Linked DNA regions of Homo sapiens: region 1 is linked to region 2. A link is an interaction called in ENCODE POLR2A ChIA-PET data of the cell type or tissue named here. Cell type or tissue: K562. All regions are shown on one strand. Links, peaks and the distances in the headings refer to the core of each region. The heading gives the core; the rest is flanking DNA.

Region 1 (5,857 bases), core at 1,858-5,857, 300 kb before region 2:
AAATTAAAATAAAAAAATAAAAAATAAAAATAAAAATAGAGTAAAAAGTCTTGGCTGGGCACGGTGGCTCACGCCTGTAATCCCAGCATTCTGGGAGGCCGAGGTGGGTGAATCACGAGGTCAGGAGTTTGAGACCAGCCTGGCCAACATGGTGAAACCTCGTCTCTACTAAAAATACAAAAAATTAGCTGGGCGTGGTGGCAGGCACCTGTAATTCCAGCTACTGGGGAGGCTGAGGTAGAATCGCTTGAATCCAGGAGGCAGAGGTTGCAGTGAGCCATGACTGCGCCACTGCACTCCAGCCCAGGTGACAGTGCGAGATTCTGTCTCAAAAAAATTTTATAAAGCACCAGTGGTCAAAATTTATGTTAGAAGAAAAACAAAGAAAGAAATAAACCTATCAATGTAATATATTTAAGGTTCCAGAAATAAATTTAACCTATTATAAAACTCTAAGACAAACCAGAAAGGACATAATGGGAATAAGATAATAATGGGAAAAAGCCACTAGTTAACAATGAACATTAGAAATCTCGGAAGCTGCGCCACTGCACCCCAGCCTGGGTGACAGAGTGAGACTCTTGTCTCTCAAAAAAAAGAAAAAAGAAGTACAAAAAAAAAAAATCTAGAAAACCATGAGATTCATTCTCACTCTGTATCATATACAAGTCAAATCATTAAACAGAAACCAAACAAAAATATTAGAAGAAAACAGAAGAGGCCGGGCGTGGTGGCTCACGCCTGTAATCCTAGCACTTTGGGAGACCGAGGCGGGTGGATCACAAGGTCAGGAGATCGAGACCATCCTGACCAACATGGTGAAACCCCATCTCTACTAAAAATACAAAAATTAGCTGGGTGTGGTGGTGGGCACCTGTGATCCCAGCTACTCGGGAGGCTGAGCCAGGAGAATGGCTTTGAACCCAGGAGGCAGAGGTTACAGTGAGCCAAGATGATGCCACTGCACTCCAGCCTGGTGACAGAGGAAGACTATGTCTCAAAAAAAAAAACCCAGAAGAAAACTATCCAAGTTATGGAAAAGATAAAATTTATACCTATGCAGAGAAGGATGTGTTAAATATATAAAGCAAAAACGTTTAGCAAAGCAGAAAATAATTTAAAAAATCGAAATATATATATATATACATACATATATATATACATACATATATATACGTATATATATACATACATATATATACATATATATACGTATATATATACATACATATATATACATATATATATACACATATATATATATACACGTATATATATATATATTTTTTGAGACAGCATGTCACTCTGTCACCCAGGCTGGAGTGCAGTGGCACGATCTCGGCTCACTGCAACCTCCACCTCCCAGGTTCAAGCGATTCTCCTGCTTCAGCCTTCCGAGTAGCTAGAATTACAGGTGCCGCCACCACTCCCAGCTAATTTTTAGATTTTTAGTACAGACAGGTTTCACCATGTTGGCCAGACTGGTCTCAAACTCCTGATCTCAAGTGATCCACCCACTTCGGCCTCCCAAAGTGCTGGGATTACAGGCGAGAGCCATTGCACCCAGCCAAAAAACCGTATTTTATACATAGAAAACACAAACAGTAAATCAAAACACGTAATAACATCCAGGCTTACTAGTAATGGGAAATTAAAACATTAAGTGTTAGAAATATATTAAAGTAGGCCAAGTGCAGTGGCTCACGCCTGTAATCCCAGCACTTTGGGAGGCCGAGGCGGGCGGATCACGAGGTCAGGAGATCGAGACCATCCTGGCTAAAACGGTGAAACCCCGTCTCTACTAAAAATACAAAAAATTAGCCGGGCGTAGTGGCGGGCGCCTGTAGTCCCAGCTACTTGGGAGGCTGAGGCAGGAGAATGGCGTGAACCCGGGAGGTGGAGCTTGCAGTGAGCCGAGATCCCGCCACTGCACTCCAGCCTGGGCGACAGAGCGAGACTCCGTCTCAAAAAAAAAAAAAAAAAAAAGTTAGCCGGGCATGGTGGAGGGTGCCAGTAGTACCAGCTACTCAGGGGGCTGAGGCAGGAGAATAGCGTGAACCCAGGAGGCGGAGCTTGCAGCGAGCGGAGATCATGCCACTGCACTCCAGCCTGGGCGACAAAGCGAGACTCCGCCTGAAAAAAAAAAAAAAAAAAAGAAATATATTAAAGTAGGCCATGTGCAGTGGCTCATGCCTGTAATCCCAGCACTTTGGGAGGCTGAAGCGGGCGGATCACCTGAGGTCAGGAGTTCAAGACCAGCCTGACCAACATGGAGAAACCCCGTCTCTACTAAAAATACAAAAGTAGCCGGGCGTGGTGGCGCATGCCTGTAATCCCAGCTACTCAGGAGGCCGAGGGAGGAGAATCGCTTGAATGCGGGAGGCGGAAGTTGCGGTGAGCCGAGATCACGCCACTGCACTCCAGCCTGAGCAACAAGAGCAAAACTCCGTCTCAAAAAAAAAAAAAAAGAAATATGTTAAAGTAGCAAAATAAATTAAAGTGACCACGTTGATGGAGCTGTGGAAATACAGGTACAGAGCTTGCTCAATATATTGTCAACTGGTTCTGTGTTTCAGGAAAAGCCTCAAACTATGCAGCAAAAGCTCTAAAATGCTCATGTCCCTCAATATAGTAATTCATTTCTGAGAGGTATTCCAGAAGTATGACCCCAAAGAATACAGCGTCTTATTTATTTATTTATTTATTTATTTTTTGAGACGGAGTCTCACTGTTGTTACCCAGGCTAGAGCGCAATGGCGCAATCTCAGCTCACCACAACTTCCACCTCCCAGGTTCAAAAGCTTCTCCTGCCTCAGCCTCCCTAGTAGCTGGGATTACAGGCACGCACCATCACACCCAGGTAATTTTGTATTTTTAGTACGGACGGGGTTTCTCCATGTTGGTCAGGCTGGTCTCGAACTCCCGACCTCAGGTGATCCACCCACGCTGGCCTCCCAAAGTGCTGGGATTACAGGCGTGAGCCACCGTGCCTGGCCAGAACACAGCTTTCATAAAGTTTATATTATTATCACTAATATTGGTGAAATTTAGCCCAAATCCCCAGGGAAGCAAGTCTCATGAGAAGTCCAACAGGGAAGAGAATCACTTGGGCAGAGGGAAGAGGAGACTGTTAAGCCTAGGGAGAGAGGGCAACGGAGTGCGGTAAAGACTGATGACTTAAAAATCAAGTTTACTACCTCTTTCCAGTTTCAAAGAAAGGTGCATTATTTCATATTTAAGTGTTAATGATGGCAATTTGCCAGGATACTGCATCAGCTTCAAGGATAACTATGTATCATACAATCTCTATATTCCTAAATAGATGGTAATACGAAACAAGGCAATGTGACCCCAGTCCATGGGTGAGGAATAAAGAAAGAAAGGAACGAAAGGAATGGAGGAAGGGAAGAAGACAGAAAGAGAGCGAGAAAGAGGCCGGGTGCAGTGGCTTACACTTCTAATCCCAGCACTTTGGGAGGCCGAGGTGGGCAGATCGCCTGAGGTCAGGAGTTCAAGACCAGCCTGGCCAACATGGTGAAACCCTGTCTCTACTAAAAATATAAATATTAGCCAGGTATGGTGGTGCACACCTGTGATCCCAGCTACTCAGGAGGCTGAGGCAGGAGAATCACTTCAACCAGGGGGAGGTGGAGGTTGCAGTGAGCCGAGATTGTACCATTGCACCACTCCAGCTTGGGCAACATGAGACTCCTTCAAAAAAAAAAAAAAAAAGAGGAAGGAAGGAAGGAAGTGAGCAAGCAAGCAAACAAGGAAAACAAAGCAAGAAGAATCTCCAGAAATGGCCACATCTTGAAATGATTACATATCTGTGAAGAGCAAACAAACGACCTGTTTTGTGGCCTAAAGAAACATATGGTCAGGATGATAACATGGACCCAGTTCCCCAGGCTGTTCCTTTGATCCCAGAACTCCAGGGAGGTGAGCCTATCACCCAGGTTCAGGCCTCTGCCTTTGATTATGGCTCCCAGACCCACAGGGCAGGTGTATATCCGAGTTTCTTCGTGTCCTTAGAGGAAAGAAGACACACTCTAGAAAGAAGGATAATGCTGGTGACTGAGACTTTCTGTAGGTGACTGAATTTTAGGATTTGGAAGGAACATGGAGTGAACCTGAATACTTCTGAGCCCCTTCACTTCTCAGCAGCTACCCAGAAGTGAAAGAATCCCAAACCCAAAGTTACAGCTACTTCTGTGAGACCGCGTTAGATAATCACTGTTCACTGTTGATCCATTTTCCAAAGTCTCAGAATTTAAATAGTTAGATCTCATTCTATATAAGCTGCTCTATTGCCGATCTCCTGGACGTTGACTTTTTGTGTATTCCATATAAGATAAAACCGTCACGTGATGCAAATTAACCAACCTGACTTATTTCCAAGGAAAAGATCAGTCATCAACCAAGAACAGCAATATGAATTAGCAAAATTCCAGCAAGAAAAAAGACTAATCTTAGGACACTGTTCTCTAAACCACAGAGATTAAGACAACGTTGGTTTAAATACAAGAAAATACCCAAAACTAGCTGGGCATGATGGCTCACGCCTATAATCCCAGCACTTTGGGAGGCCGAGGCGGGCAGATCACCTAAGGTCGGGAGTTCGAGACCAGCCTGACCAACATGGAGAAACCCCGTCTCTACTGAAAATACAAAATTAGCCGGGCATGGTGGCACACGCCTCTAATCCCAGCTACTAGGGAGGGAGAGGCAGGAGAATCACTTGAACCTGGGAGGCGGAGGTTGCGGGGAGCCGAGATCGCGCCATTGCACTCCAGCCTGGGCAACAAGAGCAAAACTCTGTCTCAAAAAAAAAAAAAAAAATACCCAAAACTAAAAGCAATAAGGGAACGAAAACTCTAACAAATGCAAACTTGCCCACAGCCATATAGGATCTCTGTCCAACTTCTGTTTGCCTCAAACCAGTATAGTTCAAGTCTTCCTTTCTTCCTCTCTCCTTTCAAAAATTAGGGCAGGCCGGGCGTGGTGACTCACACCTGTAATCCCAGCACTTTGGGAGGCTGAGACAGGTGGATCACCTGAGGTAAGGAGTTTGAGACCAGCCTGGCCAAAATGGCCAAACCCCATCTCTACTAAAAATAACAAAATTAGCCGGGCATGGTGGCAGGTGCCTGTAATCCCAGCTACTCAGGAGGCTGAGGCAGGAGAATCCCTTGAACCCAGGAGGTGGAGGTTGCAGTGAGCTGAGATCACTCCACTGCACTTCAGCCTGGGGCACAGGATGAGACTCTGACTCAAAAAAAAAAAAAAAAATTAGGGCAAATATATATTTGTGATATTACTTTATAAATGAGGCAGAAGCATTAGACCAACAAGAGGTAAGAGGTATACTTAACAAATCCATTAGCCTCAGACTATTTCACATCTTATGCCTCCTATGAACAGCATGACTGTTAAGTCGAATAAATTCTATAATGATGAATACTGAAACAGAGTTCTGTACCACAAAGCTACTTCAAAATTACAACACACACACACACCACGCATGCATGTACACAAACACACAGATACTCCAAGCGAGGAGGACTACATAAAGAATCTTATCTCTCAGGCCGGGTGCAGTGGCTCATGCCTTGTAATCCCAGGACTTTGGGAGGGCAGATCACGAGGTCAGGAGATCAAGACCATCCTGGCTTACACGGTGAAACCCCGTCTCTACTAAAATACAAAAAATTAGCCGGGCGTGGTGGCGGGCACCTGTAGTCCCAGCTACTGAGGAGCTGAGGCAGGAGAATGGCGTGAACCCAGGAGGCGGAGCTTGCACCGAGCCGAGATGGCACAACTGCACTCCAGCCTGGGCGACAGAGTGAGACTCTGTCTC
Region 2 (5,224 bases), core at 1-4,000:
CGCTGCGTGTCCAGGTCCAAAGTGGAGAGCCTGCCTTTGGGTTTAGTTCCCGAATCAGAATCCCATCTCACCAGGGCGAAATTTTAATTTAAAAACTTAAAAAGAGACTTTTCTAACTTCCCTGGTTTGCGGTGCTTTTATTTCCGTTGGTGGGAAAAGCGGTCTCCTCAGAAGAGGGGTGGTGGGGGTCCCTTGCCACTGGGCTGGTCTGGATGTTTTTGCTGTGGGATGGTCACACCAGGGGCTCTGACAGCAAGGTCCAGGTTGGTGTGGGGAGGAGAGAGGGGCCGGGGTCCGTCCTGAGTTTCTGTGACCTTCCCTTCTTGGCCCCATCGGTGTAGCCCCCACCCACAGAGCCCTAGTGAGAAGAGCTGGAAGCCATTTTCATCTACAGTGGGGAGAGCTTCCTTCTAGCTGGGGGCCTCCTGATGGCCCCCCCAGGCCCTCCCAGGAAGCATCTTCCAGCTGGGCTCATCTCCGATACTCCTCTCCTCAGCTTCCCGGGGGCAGTATGTCCCTTTGGGTCATGGCCTGTGGAGTGGCCATGACCCAAAGTTCAATTAAGGCTGGCGGGTCCCCAGAGGGGCCTGCTTCCATTCCCCCTTCCCCGCAGCCCTGCAGGCGTCAGCATGGGGCGAGGTTACCAGTTCCTGACCCAGCAGCTCGTCCTCAGGTGGTCCTGCTGCTCGGGAGGTCAGCTGCGTGGGGAGCCTGTCCACCTGGCTGATGGGGGTGATGGCCGCGTGGCTGGGATTCCTCCTCCAGCCCTGCCCTTCACCGCCATACAGTCTGGGCAGCCCCTTCCTGTCCCGTCCTCCTGCCTCGCCCTCTGCTGGGGTCTACGGGGCCCAAGTCTTGCTGGAACACAGGCAGGACAAGGGTTCTGGAGGTTCAGGCCGGAAGTGAAATAAAAGTCGAGAGGGGCCGGGCCCGGCACCCACCGCATCCTGCCTCCGGGCCTCCTCGGGCCCCTCACACGGTGGGGCAGCCCCTCCTCCAGTGGAGCGGAACGGTGGGCCCCGCTGCCCCTCCACCCCTGCGTGTGACACGGACGTGCTTGGAAGCTGGGTTCGTCCTTTCAGTTTTGTTTCCTGGTTGGAAACCCCTGAGACTCCTCCCCCTCCCCCCGCCCCTGCCCACCTGTGCTTTCCCAGGCTGGAAGGGGCAGCCCCTCTCAGCACGTGGGTGGTTAGGCTGTGACGTCCCCAGGCCTCCTGGGCCTGCACCGGGGTCCACCCAGGTGTGGGCCATGCCCAGGTGCGGGAATGGTCGGGGGTTGCCCTGGCCGGCTTAGGGAATGTCGCTCTGGGACCTTCTGTGGGCGTGGGGAAGGCCTGGGTGAGGAGGGCTGGGCTGCACCTCCCTGCCAAGCTGGTGAATTTGGCTTCTAGACCCGGGAAACTGAGCCACCTTCTGACATTTCACAGCCAGGGTGGGGCCGAGAGCAACAGGAGCCCAGCTGGAGCCTGGGAGGGGTGGCCCTGCCTCTGCCTCCTGCCCGGGGAGAAAGGGGCTGGGGCCCAGGGGTGCCCGCCCGGGGCTCCGCTGTCTGAGCAGCTCCTCTCTTCTGTCCAGCTCTGAGCATGACATCATCACATGAAGACTCCCAGGGTCTCTGAAGAGCAGGCCAGGAGGGAGCGGCCACCCGACCCAGCCAAGCCTGCCCCGCTTTGCCCACGCGGGGGTCAGGGGCCAGAAACCTGTTTCTGGGCTGTTTCTCGCCACATTTTCCTTTCCTGTGTGATTTTGTCTCCTCACACCCCAAAGCGGGCCTCTTACTCTAGACATCCCTTTCCCATGCTGGGGAGATGGGAACTGGGGGTGGGGGGAGCCCCTTTGTCAACTCTGAGCACTTCCTTTTCTCTGAGGAGGGAGCCTCTGAGGCAGAAAGGCTTTGGTGACCTCAGGGCTTTATAAACCTCAGGGTGGGGGGGCCACTCTCATCTACTGGGGGACCCCTAGAATCTGGCTGGAGCCCAAGCTCAGGAGGTCAGGGGACTCCTTGGTCTCAGGAGCTTCAAGTGGGTTGCAGCAGTGATAGGGGCTCGTCTCTAGCAGTTGCTGCACTGGCCCAAGCTCAGTCTCACTTGCAGTCCTCTGTCCCCTCACCTGCCAAGACCTTTAGTGAGTCCCTTGCCTGCAGGTGTTGGGGCTAGGGCAGAGGGAAGCAAATCACAAGCGACAAGCGCCAGGCTCGCACCACCTCTCCACCCGCCGCCTGGATGTCTTTTTCTAGGAGGGGAATGGGGAAACTGGGTCACAGCCACAGCAGCCCCTGCTCTGTGCCTTCAGGCCCCGGCTGTCTCTGCAGCAGCCCACTCAAGGGAGAGAAGCGGAGGGCGGCAAACAGAAACCTGCCCAGCCGGCTGCAGGGGTTCGCCTCCAGCCATTGGCACTGCTTCCCCGGAATCCCACGCCAGGGGTCAGGAACCACCCTGAGCCAGCAGCAAGAGCGCAGCAGGCAGCTGCCACCCTCACCCCCAGAGTGCTGGACACTGACAGCACGGGCCCCAGCACCCCAGGCTAGAAGGCAGGTCTAGAGCCAGAAGGCAGGGCACCCCCAATCTAGCTGAGGCCAGGAGAGAGCTGGTGGGGTGAGCACCGGCCCAGCTGGTCCCGGGGCCAGGAGTCTCCCTGTCCCCAGTGCAGTGTCCAGCCCTCCGAAGCCCCGGCGCCCTTGAAGAATGGAAGCTGAGGACTCACTTTCAGGCTACAAACCAGACCCACTGTCCAAGAGAAGGTCTACCGAGTGGGCGGGCCTGGGGGTGGTCTGGAGGCACGTGGGGGGCTGCCTGGCCAACAGCGGGTATTTCCCTTTCCCTCCATCTTCCTGAGCCAGGACTGTCAGAGACGATTCGCCACACCTAAGCTTCCTCCTGAATGTTTATTTACACCTCCGCTCACTGAGCGGTGCTGGACCGCGGCCCCCGCGTGGGCTCCTCGAGCCCCTCCCCAGGAGGCATGTCCACGTGCCTCTCCAGCCCCCTGTTTGCCACCGCGGCGGAGCTGGGCGGGTGGGCTGTGTTCGGCTGGGAGAGACGGCCCTCGGAGGAAGGTCTATCTTTCTGTTGACGAGAAGAAACTGTAAGACAGGGGTGCTGAGGTTGCTCAACACATTCCCCAAGCCCACCAGGGGTCACCCCAGCCTGCCCAATGCCCAGGGAGGTTGAGAGCAGTTCTGTTCGCCATGCTGGGCTGACACAGGCTGGAGGGGAGCTGCCGGGGCCGGGGGGCACGGCGCAGGCCCATCTGAGCTCCTAAGCAGTCATGAAGCACCCTTCATGATCTTGTGAATGAAAAATAAGCAAACACGTCCTTCTGCAGGAGCCAAGAGCTGCCTCTTTGGTACTGTTTCCTGTTAATACAGACACGAGGTGACATCCACACCAACAGGCACAGGAATTTTCCTGAGACTACCAGTCCCTCTCTCCTGCTTCCAGGGCATTTTCAGTGCCCTTAGAGTAGACACTGGGAGAAGGGAGCTAAGTATTCCCAAGAAAACAGAGTTCTGGGAGCCAGGGTGACAGTCATGTGCTCACTGTCCACCACTGAGACCTGCCGTTCCCAGCACAGCCTCTGGGCCAGAGGGCTTGGCTTTGAACTCCAGCTCTGCCGCTTCCTGGCTGTGTGACCTAGAGCAAGGACCTTCACCTCTCTGTGCCTCAGTTTTCTCAGCTGTAAGTGGTGCTAACGGCCCCTACCTCTAAGTGCTGGTACATAGATTGAAAGTGGTTCGTCCATGTAAAGCTCCTAAACTACCTGGTCTGTGGGGGGCCCTGGATGATGCTGAGGAGCCATGAGCACCGCAGCCACTTTTCTGTTGTGATTTCCTCCTCCCTCAGCGCCGGGTCCTCACTGAGGGCTGGAGTGATGCTGGAGAGCATCTAGCCGAGGGGCAGGGGAGGGTGGAGGCTCTGGTTGGGGAGGGTCCCTGAACCTCCCACAGACATTCACAAGGAATGTGGGTGCATAACTGTTTTACAGGAGGAAGGTCGGCAGCTTTTATTAGATTCTTGGGGGGGGCCTGACTCCAAGCAGCACTAACCCAGCACCCCCTTGATGACAGACGAGGAAACTGAGGTCTGGAGAGGGGAGAGCCCTTGTCAAGAGTGACCTTGCCCAGGGTCACTTGTCAGTGATCCAGCCTCCTGGCTGCAGGGCCTTGTTACCAAACCCTCCTGACCTTCAGGCCCAACTTAGCTCCTGCGGAGATCAAGGACCCAAGGGATCTTCCAGGCGGGAGGCAGAGAGAGGTTCCTCCATGACAGGGTCGTGGCCTCTTGGGGACCCGGGCATGGCCTGTGCCCAGCAGCCACCATGCAGAGCCCAGGCGCACGAGCTCCATGACAGTGAGTGCACGTGAGCAGGGCAAGGGCATGGACCTGGAGCCAGAGATGTGGGTGGTGACCCTGTCCCTATTTCATCTTCTGTGGAATGGGACAGTAACAGCACCTACCCACCTCCCAGAAGGGGCACAAATCACTCAGTCACTCGGGGTTCCTCTTTTCCACACCCATCCCCCCCTTCGGCTCCCAGGCCCTCCCCTCTCCGGGGAGATAAAGGCCCTACATGAGCAGGAAAGGGGGCCGGCAGGGCCAGCGGGGAGGCCTGGCAGGACGCCCCACCCAGAGGGAAGCTACCTGAGGTGTTGCCAGCCGAAATCTGGGCGCTCTGTGGCCGAGAGGGCAGCTGGCCATTGCTGCTGAGGGATGGCGGCCTGTGCACGTGGGGCCTGGGCTGCTGGGACTTGCGCTTTGAGGTCCCTGAGCCTGATGGGGGACAGGAGGGAAGGGTCAGTGCTGAGGCAGCGGTGAGAGCTCTGTGGGAACCCCTGGGGGTGGGGAGAGGGCCGCAGGGCTGCTGGTCATGGCCGGCCTCAGCTGAGTGGGGTCCTCGTCATTCTGAATTTGTGGCTATGCCCCAGAGAAGCGGTCTTCATTCATTCTCGTGGCCACCCACCCACTCACACAGAGTCCCTGAGGACCTGCACACGTCAGCCCTGTGCCAGGTGTGGGGTGAGTTCTGACCTGGGGTTTCCAGGGCAGGAAGGGAGGCATCTAGAAAGGCGCATACACAGCTAAATGCATGATGGGAAGTGACAAAGCGCAGGCTTCGGGCATTGCCACGGGAGGCGGGCATTCGGGGGCTGAAGCGGTGGGGCTCAGCAGAGGGCACTGTGCTGAGTTTTGAAGGAGGAGGAGGCCCTGATGATGCCATGGACAGA

The links. Peaks named below come from ENCODE experiments on the same cell type or tissue, not always from the same donor. Only the 100,000 strongest peaks of a DNase experiment are listed, where the experiment ranks them.
Region 1: POLR2A ChIA-PET joins it to region 2 with 5 read pairs; 7 of 35 experiments call an interaction of 5 or more read pairs at or near these places.

What each region holds. Positions count from the first base shown.
Region 1 is chr17:75,966,470-75,972,326 of GRCh38, forward strand. All of the region lies in intron 2 of ACOX1 (acyl-CoA oxidase 1), which reads right to left. Among named protein-coding and RNA genes, the nearest start is that of ACOX1, 9.8 kb to the right of the region's middle. RefSeq lists a silencer at 3,597-3,716. In K562, for the core only: no CTCF peak of the experiment used is centred there; a DNase peak (open chromatin) is centred at 3,912.
Region 2 is chr17:76,271,179-76,276,402 of GRCh38, forward strand. It overlaps UBALD2 (UBA like domain containing 2), which reads left to right. Exons shown (of 3, transcript NM_182565.4): 3 at 1-120. QRICH2 (glutamine rich 2) reads right to left here. Exons shown (of 19, transcript NM_001388453.1): 18 at 4,641-4,769; 19 at 2,871-3,082. The coding sequence ends at 2,901. Among named protein-coding and RNA genes, the nearest start is that of UBALD2, 8.4 kb to the left of the region's middle. RefSeq lists enhancers at 1-172, 760-1,284, 1,113-1,162, 1,285-1,808, 2,083-2,132 and 1 more and silencers at 863-962, 1,403-1,542. In K562, for the core only: no CTCF peak of the experiment used is centred there; no DNase peak of the experiment used is centred there.